Regions from separate parts of the Homo sapiens genome. Here region 2 is linked to region 1. The links are chromatin loops, found by intact Hi-C in ENCODE. Cell type or tissue: right lobe of liver. All regions are shown on one strand. Each heading gives the region's core, and the rest is flanking DNA. Links, peaks and the distances in the headings are about the cores only.

The links. A loop is a pair of places that touch in the nucleus more often than their neighbours do. Peaks named below come from ENCODE experiments on the same cell type or tissue, not always from the same donor. Only the 100,000 strongest peaks of a DNase experiment are listed, where the experiment ranks them.
Region 2: a loop joins it to region 1, with 2.5 times the contacts of the local background. A loop is called at or near these places in 2 of 110 quality-filtered maps.

What each region holds. Positions count from the first base shown.
Region 1 is chr15:70,374,179-70,379,550 of GRCh38, forward strand. No RefSeq gene overlaps it. Among named protein-coding and RNA genes, the nearest start is that of LINC02205, 130 kb to the right of the region's middle. RefSeq lists enhancers at 3,802-4,303, 4,304-4,803. In right lobe of liver, for the core only: no CTCF peak of the experiment used is centred there; DNase peaks (open chromatin) are centred at 2,793 and 3,123; H3K4me3 peaks cover 811 bases; H3K27ac peaks cover 1,099 bases.
Region 2 is chr15:70,418,146-70,423,517 of GRCh38, forward strand. No RefSeq gene overlaps it. Among named protein-coding and RNA genes, the nearest start is that of LINC02205, 85 kb to the right of the region's middle. In right lobe of liver, for the core only: no CTCF peak of the experiment used is centred there; a DNase peak (open chromatin) is centred at 3,138; H3K27ac peaks cover 255 bases.

The DNA.
Region 1 (5,372 bases), core at 294-5,293:
TCCCCAGAACTTTCTCTCTCTTAGCAGTGGAAGCTGAGCACAGGGGAACCCTGGTCTGCAGGAGCTGAACTGGCCTTGGCACCCACACCTGCCTGGGGACAGCCAGGAGGAGCTCCACCCACTGCTAGCCAAGCTGTCCCTCATGACCATCATGGGGCAAGGGCTGGCCACCTATGGAGTCAGCCAAGTGGGTTTCTTGTGCCTCTAGGAACATCCAGTAAAATCTCTTGGTTCCCAAATTAAAGAAGCCACCATTTCGTGAGTGCTTCCTATGGGCCAGGCTCTGGGCTCAGCCCCTAGAAGCATTACCTATTTTAATGCTCCAACAACAGCAGGCACAGTTATTGTAACTTAATTCCCCGGAGAGCACACAGAGCATGAGGGGACTTCTCAAGGTCCCAGAATAGGAGAAAGGCAAGGCCAGGCTTAGACCCCCCGACATGCCTGCTGTTGGCCCCTGTCTCTGCTGCCTCCCCCATACTCTGTCCCTAGACTTTCCTCCATGAAAACTGCTTTTCAATTTAATTTTTGTTTAACTTTTATTTTATTGGGCAACACTTTATCCTATAAAATAGACTGAGTGTTCCCTACACGAGAACTGCTTTTGTCCTCGAGTGGAGTCCAATGAAACCCACTGAATTTGTCACTGATAACAGCTGAAGGTGTGCCCTTCCCAGGGCCGTTCGCGTGTCCTATACTATATTCTTCTAGGCCCAGACAATACATCTGTGATGGCAGAATTTCAAACAGACAGGGAGTGGAGCAGATCACTTTGATTTGGGAATGGGGCAGCCCAGAGGTCCCGCAACACCCCCTCCAGGAGGCTGCCTCCTCTGCTGTCTCATAAAGCTGCCCCATCCGCCCGCCACAGTGAAGCAATCAGACCCTCTGTTCCCTTGTTCACTGCTCACCTAGCTTGGCTCCGAGACCAGTGTTGTAGACCTATTAATTATCAGGATAATTACGGACGGGGAAATCCAGACACAGATACAATCAGTGCCCTCCTCCACCTCCCCGCACACGCCCCTCCCGGTCTCCCTGACATCCTGGTGTGCACTGTGTTCCCCTGCCATCTCCACGCTGCGGCTCCTACTAGACCCACCCCTGCCGGTGCCAAAATGCCCAAAGGAAGGCTGAGTCATGCTCTGGCCTGCCCAGCCGCAATAGTCATGCTGCAACTCCCACGGAAAACCTCCTTTCACCCACTCCAGAGGTCTGAGACACCCTAATGGGCCAAGTCCTTTCCCCTCACCCATAGAGCTCAAACTGCCTCTCACCTTGCCCCCTTCCAACTCAGGCTGTAGAAAACACTGGATAAAGTAAGGCTTACTAACCAAGCATCCCTGCACCTAAAAATGGACCGCTTAATTTCAGGACCCCCTGAAATTGTCAGCAAAAGTTTCTCTGTGCACATCTGTACATTTAGCTGGGAAGACTCCACAGCTTATATCAGATCGTCACAGAGTCCCAAGCCCCAATGGGGTAAGAATCTCTGAATCTAACATGTCACAGAGACCACCCCCTATAACACTTTACCAAGAACTTAATCCTCCATGAGCTCGCCTAATGCCTGCTCCTCTGTGGACAGGCAAGCCATCACTTGGGTTGGGAGCACCAGCCTGCAGCCAGACTACCTGGGTTTTTCATCCCAATACTGCCACTTTCTAGCTATGTCACCTCGGTTTCCCTGTCAGAAAAAAATGAGACCACATGGCATCTTGGTTTCCTCCTTGGATCACTACAGGGAGTGGCAGCAGCCTGGCTGCTCCAATTGGAACTTAAAAATCACTAGGGATCATGCAGGTCATAAACAAAAGGAAGAAGCACTACTATGGACTCAGGCTGCAGTTACAGTCAACAACCCTCCCTCCACCAAGATCAGCACAGAGAGTCTCTCCCCAACATCCTCATATCACAGCACGCTCCAGGACTGGGGAATCCCTGAGGATGGCTCAGGGCAGCCCAGCCTCCTTTCTGAAAACAGGATTCAGAGCTCATAGAAGCCTCCCTGCCCTGGGAGTCTCAAGAGAGCACTTAAGCACAGACACCTGGTTTAGCTTGGTAGGCACCCCTAGCCTGCGGAGCTTACCCCCGCCGCACACATCTGGAGAGTCAACCATTACAAAGAGAAATAGCAGGACTGGTCCTGCCCCTCCGGGATGGTGCCGCCAGTCTAGAGTAAAATGCCAAGCACGGGCTCAAGACTCCTGCTGAGGCCAATGGTAAGCCAGGCTGCTTCAGGAAGGGAGGGAGGAGAAGGGAGGGAAGAAGAGAGGGAAGAGGAAGGAGGGAGAAAGGGATGGAAGAGGGAAGAGAATCAGAGAGGGAGGGGAGGAGGAAGAGAGAGAAGGCGGGAGGAAGGAAGAGAGGGAGGGGAGGAGGAAGAGAGAGAAGGCGGGAGGAAGGAAGAGAGGGAGGGGGAGGTAGAAGGGAGGAGAGGGAGGGAAGGAAGGAGGCTCTCCAAGCCTCTTCAAGCCTCTCCATCCCTCCCTCTTCAAGGCAAAATATACTTTCTCTAAAAAAAAAAAAAAAAAAAACAACAAAAAAAACCCCCCTTCATCCTTTTCCTTTCTGAACAAGAGCTTTGTAACACTAGATGGTTGATCCGAAAATAACTATTTAGCCCTTAGACAGAGGTGTTTTTTAACAGGAGAAGCTGAGATATTTTGAAAGCCACCCCTGAGGCGAGAAAGTTGTGCAGAAGGCACTAATTGTCAACGCTCCCCAAGGACAGCCTGCCTGTTCCAAGGCAGGAGGAAAGGGCCGAGCTGTCAGCGCCCGATTCCTGGGGGAGTCTGCCTCGCCCGCGCTCAGCCAGCCAGGCCAGCTTCCTGCCCGGCATGGAGGAGATAAAACACAGGAACACAGACGATCTTACATAACCGAAGCGGGACTGAACATTTTCAGCAAATTACCTCTGTTATGAGCTCTGCCATAAAATCGCCTCACAAGTGAATTTAGTTTTTCTTCCCTCCGTGCCCAATCAATTAGCACATGAGTAATACCAAGCCCATTAGGACAAACTGATGCCGGGGGAGTTATGTCATCTGCTATAGAAATGATTGCTTAATATACCAGTTGGCTCCGAGGAGCTCTTAGCCACACACAATCTTGCCATAATCGATAGCAACAGTCAAACAACGCTGTTTCCAACGAGAACACTGCTGGGCAGAGCCTGAGCCAGAGCCAGTGTCGGGGACACAGAAGCTGAGTGGGCCCCAAATACCAGCTCCCTCCCTCCACCTTCCTCCTCCAACCTCCCCTCCCTGCTGCTGCCCTTCAAAGCCAACAGGAGAAGCCTGATGGTGGCTCAGAGAAATAGAACCCCGGACAGGTGGGGTGGGGGCAGCGACGGTGAGAGGGAGTGTCACTGTGGGGGCAGGGGAGTGTGCAGAGAAAGCCTGGAAGACAGGGCTTGCCAGAGCCTGGGAGTTGTGGGAATTCCTATCCAAGAGAAAAAGGAAAGGCATGGAACTCTTTCTGCCTCCATATTTCCTAGCAACTGCAGAATGGGCTTTCAAAAGGAATATTGAAAGATGTGTGAGATTAAACCCTCCGTGGAGCTGAGCATATGTGCATGCTCAAGGCATGTGTATGTGTGCACGTGTGTGGGCACATTCACACATATAAGCATAAACAAGGACAGGTGCCCACACCTACAAGTATATGTTTACATGTATGCATGTACAGTTGGTGGGGTCAGCATGGAGGGCTCTGTGTGTGTGTGTGTGTGTGTGTGTGTGTGTGTGTGTGTGTGTGTGTGTAGCTACTGGAGTACTGCATACATGTGTGCATATGAGTATACATTTGTGTGCAGGTATGTGCATGTGTTCCTATTATCCTAGAATGCAGCCGTCCTGCAAGATTAGCCGGCCTCCCCTATCACGTTGTTCAATCACAATTCTGGGCTGCAGAAACCAAAGGTAAAAGCTAAAAGCCTTTTCCCCAAGATGATAGGGAAGAGAGACAGCGAACTGCAGCTGGCAGCCACCTGAGCGTGGCATCATGGAAAAGTACCAGCTTGGTTTTGGAGCTAGATCGCCCTTGGATCTGGGCCCTGCCCTGCCATCTAGAAGGGCAAGTTCTTTAATTTCCCTGGGCCGCAGTTGCCTCATCTGTAAAACAGAGATGTCAGCGTGACCCCAAGAAGGCTAGGCTAAGGGTTGGTGCGCAGAAAGCACTTAGCAGAGCCTGCCAGAGGAAGCATGCACTCAACTCAGCTATTGTGATTCACTGCTGTGCTCCTGCCATCTCCTTGGTTGCCCAGACAAGGACCCAGATCTCCAGCCCCTCCCTGCTCCAGGCGAGGCTGAGGGAGCCACTCCATTTCCCTCCTAGCACCTCAGAGAAGAGTTGCCATATCCCAGAGTGTGAGCACATCTCACTAGCAGTGTTTGCAGCCTTAGTCTCCACCCATCTCCTCTGGGCAGGCCCCTCGCCCCCTGGCTAGCTGGATGTCTCGCTGGCAAAGTAATTCTTGGCCTCCATAGTCAGGCAGAGCTGCTTTCAACTAGCTACAAGCCCATGGGCCGGGGGCAGAGAGGGTGAGGGCCCAGCTTACATGGGTGAACCCAGGAGTCTGGCATCTCACACACAGCAAAAGAGACACTGGCCTTGCAAACCTTAAATCCTTTACAGATGAGGAAACAAGTTCCCAAGGTCAGCCAGTGAGTTAGAGCCAGGGCCCGCATCAGACCCAGAGATGTGGGTGTGGAAGTGGGATTTTGTTCCCATGTCAGTGGCAGGGTTGGGGGTAGGGGAGGCTGGACCACAAAGCATGCTGGGAGGGAAAATGGACCTGTGGCTATGAGGAGGGGCAAATTAATAACTGGGTATTGTGGGGAGCAGAGGAATGGGTGCAGAAATGAGTGTCCAGTCCTCTGAAATGTTCCATGTTTAGAAGCAAGTTGAGTGCCCTCTTTTCCTCCCTAGCCTCATTTTACCCATTCATAAAATGGAAGAATGGACTCTCTAAGCCTACTCTCTCTCCCATGTTTGATGCTCTGGGACTGGGCTGTCGGGTCCCTGGGACATGGTTGCATGAGCTATAATCTTGCTAGCAGCCGTGGATGGAGAGGTGGGAGTGGAGAGATTCTGGGGTGGTGCAGCTGTGCTCCTGCCCTCCGCTCCTGTTGTAGTGTGGAAAAAAGTATTCTTCCTACTTTCCGAATCACACACAGGCAACTGTAGAGAGGCAACTTGGTAGGGAGACAGGACGTATCCTCCAGCCCCTTCCCTCACTGACGGTGCAGCCGCGGGTGTTGTGTGGTCCCTCTACCCCTCTGCCCATCTTAGAGGGCATTAAGGGTCGCACCTACACCAGGGTGGTTAGGAAGATTCAGAGAGGTTGTTGCATCAAGGGCCTTTTAAGT
Region 2 (5,372 bases), core at 304-5,303, 44 kb after region 1:
GGATTCACGTGGACCTGGATTCCAATCCCAACTCTACCACTTACTCGTCATAGCTTTGGATGAGTTATGTAACCTCTCTAAGCCTCAGGCTCACCGTGAGCAAAGTGGGGGGAATACCTATCAGGAGAATGAATACAGGGGTTCAACAAGACTACAGATGGAAGCACCATGTAGTGATTTTGTAGATATTAAATAGCTGTCAGTCCCCTTTTCTCACGTGTAGTTTTTCCTGGGATCTGGGTAGCTCTGCAGCCCCACTTCTGCTCTCCACTCTTGAATCTCCACCGTTGGAACTTCATCTCTTCAGCATTTGATCCTTGTGAAAATACGACGTCCGTTAGGAGAAAACCTGGCGGGCTGTGCATGGTGAAAAGAGTGCAAAGTAAGGAAGGCTGGGGGACATCAAAAGCAAACTCATAACTACTCTCAGGCTGGATGGCAAGTAGATTCACCCTGAGTTCTCATGCCAACCAATTGCTAGAGGCTACTGGGGGTGTTGTATTGAGGATATTGTGCTGAGAAGGATTCCACGGTCACATCCAGCTTGGGGAGAAGGCATGCGTGATCAACTGGTGGTGTGTGTGAACAGGGCAGGGAAGTCCTTGGCTCTTGTAGGGTGTAGGGGCAGAGGGCTGAAGAGCCGCAGCTTGGGTGCTTTGGTTCTCGCCCTCCTGTGCTGAGGTTCCCTGTGCTCAGCACTCACTGGCTTGTCCCTCCCACCCTGATCATTCCTCCAGGAGGCCCTCCTGATTGCTCTTCCTAAGCATGTCCTGGCCTGTGCTTTCCTTTCTCCAGGCTGGTCTAGCCGCCTGGCTACCGGGCATTGATATTCCTTCACTGTAAGCCCAGCTGCTTCCAGCCAGAGCTGGCTCTTGCCACCAGAGGGAAACGGTTTTGAGCATGCAGCGCCATGCCCCAGAATTCTTCTCCCTGAGCCTCATTATGATATTGTCGATATTCCCCGCGAAAGGGCATCTCTCTCGACGCCTTTGCTTTTTTTATTAATGTGTGTGAAGGCAAGTCAAGCCTGATTATCATGAAGACAATTGCTGCAATCCCTCCTGGAGAAGGCTCATCCAGACTGTGTAGGCGGTTTAATTTCAGAGACCCATTAATTGGCAAAATTGCTTAAGCAGCTGCTCTCGGTGTCATTTCAGGACCACTTTGTGAGAAGCAGAGAGGAGGGGAGAGGGAGGGAGGAAGCAGGCTTCCCGGCGGGCCAGCCTGCCCAGCCCCGCATAGTCCCATTTTCTCTGGCAAACAGACACCAACGCTGAGGGAAGATATGCTATGGCTTGGGCTTGCTGCTGCCTGTGCCCCGCTCCTAGGCAAAGTCACTCGGCCCTCAGACCCGCATGCACACACTACCATTCTCTCTGCTGCCTCTTCCTTCTCCAACCATGTCTAGCCAGCAGCAAATTCCCATTCACTTTCAACATCCGGTTCAGAGTGGCAGCTCCTCCAGGAAGCCTCTTGGGATTTGATCCATCAAGGACAATTTCTTTTTCTCTACTATTACTACTTTTTAAAAAATCTGTCAACACTTATGCTATTTCAAATATCAGGTTGTATAATGGACAGGGCTCATGGTGTCTTTATCTCTCTACCCCAAGAACATAGAGCCTGTTATAACGAATTGACTGAATGAAGGCTTGTTACATAAAATGTGCAATGCTTAGGTTGCGGTGGGGAGGTCATACAGTTGTTCATTCATTCAACAAACATGCGCCAGCCATTGTGCTCAGAGTAAGTGATGTGGGGCTCATTCAAGGTCTGATATGCTATCAAAGGATATACAGCTGGGGACATTCTGGGTAGAGAGATGACATGTCCAGCTCAGCGGATTGAAGAACGTTTTGCAGGAGACAGGCTTAAGCTGGGCCTTAGGAAAGGGATGCTAAAGTATTCCACAAAGCAAACAAGTAGAAATAGAAAAATGTGTGTGCATATTCTGACTAATTCCTAGAAGACAGATAATTCTGAAATGAACATGCTTTTAAAAATTATTGGAGCATAGCCAGTATACATAAGGTGCATAAATGTTAAATGGATGCCTCACTAATTTTTATATTAGTATCCACCCATAACTGCCACCCAGATCAAGAACTAGAACATTTCCAGCTCTCCAGAAGGCTCCCTAATGCCTCCTCCTAGGCACTGACACCCCTCCACCACAAGTAACTCCTTTGACCATTGGCACCATAGATTAGTTTTGACTGGAATCACAGTAATCTTTCCCATCAGGCTTCTTTTGCTCAACCTTTTCTGTGAGACTTATCCATGTTGTGTGTGGCTTTTGGAACAAATGGGCTTTTAATAAATGCCTCCTGTGAACCCAATTCTAGCCACACCCAGTTTACCCTTCCTTCTTGCTAACAGAACTCCAATTTATAGGAGGTGGTAAAATGTGCAGCTAAAGGACTACATTTCCCAAGCTTCCCTGCAGCCAAGGGTAGCCAATGAGATGTCCGTGCAAGCCCCTCAGCAGGGCTCCTGGAAAACTCTGCAGGAGATTGAGTGGGCTGGGAGGCCTCTCTGCCTCCTCCTTTTTGTGCCTGGTATATGGATGTGATTGGAGCTCCAACGGCCATCTCGGGTCATGAAAAGACTTGAGAATAGGGCCATGCGATAATGTGGAACAGAAAGCTAACAGAGCCTGGACCCCTAATGGCATCCTGGAGGCTCCATGTGAGCCCTGGACTGCCTTCCTCCAGGCTTGCTTAAGCCACTGTTACTTTGGTTATTGGTTATAGGCAGGAGAACTTAATCCTAATAGTTAACCAAATTGGTGCATAAAACCTTCCGATGGCATGCAGAATAAAATCCAGATTCTTTGCTGTGGCTCATATAGTCCTGTGTGATATGGCTCCTGGCTTCTTTTCTGATCTCTTCTCCTTCCATTCCCCCACTTGCTATCCACTCACATTGACCTTCTTTCATCTCCTTAAATAGCTCCTTTTTTGCCCCAGGGTCTTTGCACAAGCTATCTTTCCGGTAGGAGCACTCTTTCCTCTACAACATCTGCCTGCTTTCTCCCCCTCTTTCAATTTCACCTTAAGTGCCGTCTCTTTAAAGAGGCTTTCCCTGAGCACCTGATCTAAACTAGACGTCCCTGGCACTTTTCATCTTGGCACTTATCCCACTTGGTAAGTGGCTTATTTGCTCAAAGCCTGTTTACTTCCACTAAATCCTCTGTACTATGAGGGCAAAGATTGTGATTCTGTTTTGTTAACTTTAAGGTCCCCCGAGCCTACCATAGTACCTGACACATGGAAAGTGCTCCAAAAACATTTTTGAATGAGTTAATAAATGAAAGAATTTGAGAGGAATACAAAGGAGACTATAGCTCCCAGCTCTACAATAAAGGAGACTACAGATCTCAGCTCTATAATAAAATAAAAGCAATAATGCATATAAGATACCAAGATGAACAAAACAAACAGAACTTAGAAACCAAGGCCAGATTGGTGGGTGGATATCAAGGACTTATACAAACATGAAATGTCCTGAGACTCCAGAAAAAGGGAGGGGAGAGTAATCAGGGAAAGCTTTGAAGGATGGGGACAACTATACTAAATAAAAAGGTGAAAAGCAATCAGCGTATGGAAGAAAGTCTATTAACTAGAATTGAGTTCATCTGTGAGTAACAGAAGTGCCAAAATAACAATGGCTGAAAGAAGACAAAAGTTTGTTTTACTCTCATATAAAAGAAATTAAGTTGCTAGGGACCTAGGTTCTTTCTATCTTGCTTCTCCACCATCTTTAGTGTATTGCCTCGTGGTTTAATATGGCTGCTTATGCTCCAGCCACTACATTCAGAATCCACACACCAGGAAGAAAGAAGGTAAAGTGAAAGGGACAAAGAACTTAGGCTAAGTTCTTTTACCATTTTGTTGGACAGAACCTATTATATAGCCTCTTCTAGTTTGAGAGGAGGCTGGGAAATATAGTCATGATTCTGAGCCCAGATAAATGTCAAGGCTCTGTTATTAAGGAAGGAGGGCAGAGTGGATGTTGGGGTAAGCCACTGTAGTATCTACCCTAGGACAGGGAAGGATGGTATGGGTGGAAAGGGTACAGGTGAGAACACATTGGAAGTGTTTGGGGTTGTGAGTGGAGAGGAAAATCCTTAGGAGGCTGATGTCAAGACTGTTTCTCCCAAGTAACCCCACTGATGTTTGTTTAATGCATTGATTCCAAAATGAGAGTGTCTTCCCGAGAGTCAAAATTATTCCAGTTTAAATAGCCCTGTAAGAGGGATTCAGGAGTCCCAGGCTCCAAAACTCAACCGTCCACAGCTATGGTGGGGCCTGAAGCAAGTTTCAGCCCCTCTCCAATCCTCATGGCCAGCCATGGTGTGGACTTCGGAGGTTACACAATAAGGCCAAGTCAGCTGACACGGAAGCAAAGAAGACCAGGCTGGGACTCAGAGAGATGAGACATGGTAATGCAGCTTTGGAAACCCAACAGTGATCCCTGAGCAGTCAAAGGAACATTTGCTGGAGACAGAAGGAAGAAAGAGGGCTCAATGCAGCCTCCAGCATTGCCTTCCTCTGGGGGTCTTTTATGCTCCTTATAGGCAATATTTGCCACCTCCCCTTTTCTTTTCCTGGCAGAATCACAGAGACCCAAAACAAAAAGTGACTTTGATCTGCTTAAGGCCACTCAGTGAAGAGATGACAAAGCTCACCTTCGGCCCATATCTCTGGATTTTGCTCTACTGCATTCCCTACCACACTAATTGTCTTGCCCCCATGAGGCAGAGTGATGGTTGGTATAGGACTCTTGTGGCCCCAGAGCTCCAGGATGTCTGTGATGTACCAAATCACCCCTCCATCCAGTTGGGATTGGGCCCTGGGTCTCTATAGCTCCTCCACATCAGAGGGGCAGACAGCCAAGGGACACCCCGCTTCGCTGAGGAATGACTGCATCACTGCATGCTCTCATGGTCACAACAGCTTTCCTTCCAAAGTGGGAGGCGATCAGTCCCCATCTCCCCAAACCCAGCTCTGGGCATGAGACACCAGACCAAGAGGGCATAGCCCTGCTTTCCCATCCCCAGGAGGGGAGTGGGCACATCTGCTGCTCCTCTGCCCAGTAGCCTGCTGAACTCAGCTCCTGGGGGCTACATTCCCCACCCTAACTCCCACTTAGTGGGGCTCATCTGCTTTCCTGGCTTCTGCCCATATCCCTGGTCAAAATACCTGGCTCAGCTGAACCTTGTGATCAGCAGTGCCCTTGAGAGTGAAGGAGCAAATGGTCAGTGCTCAAATTCCAGCTCTGTTACTTGCTAGCTGTGTGATCCTGGGCACTTTAGTTAACCTCTCTGAGCCTCACATGTAAAACAATCATGATACTAACTCACTCACAAG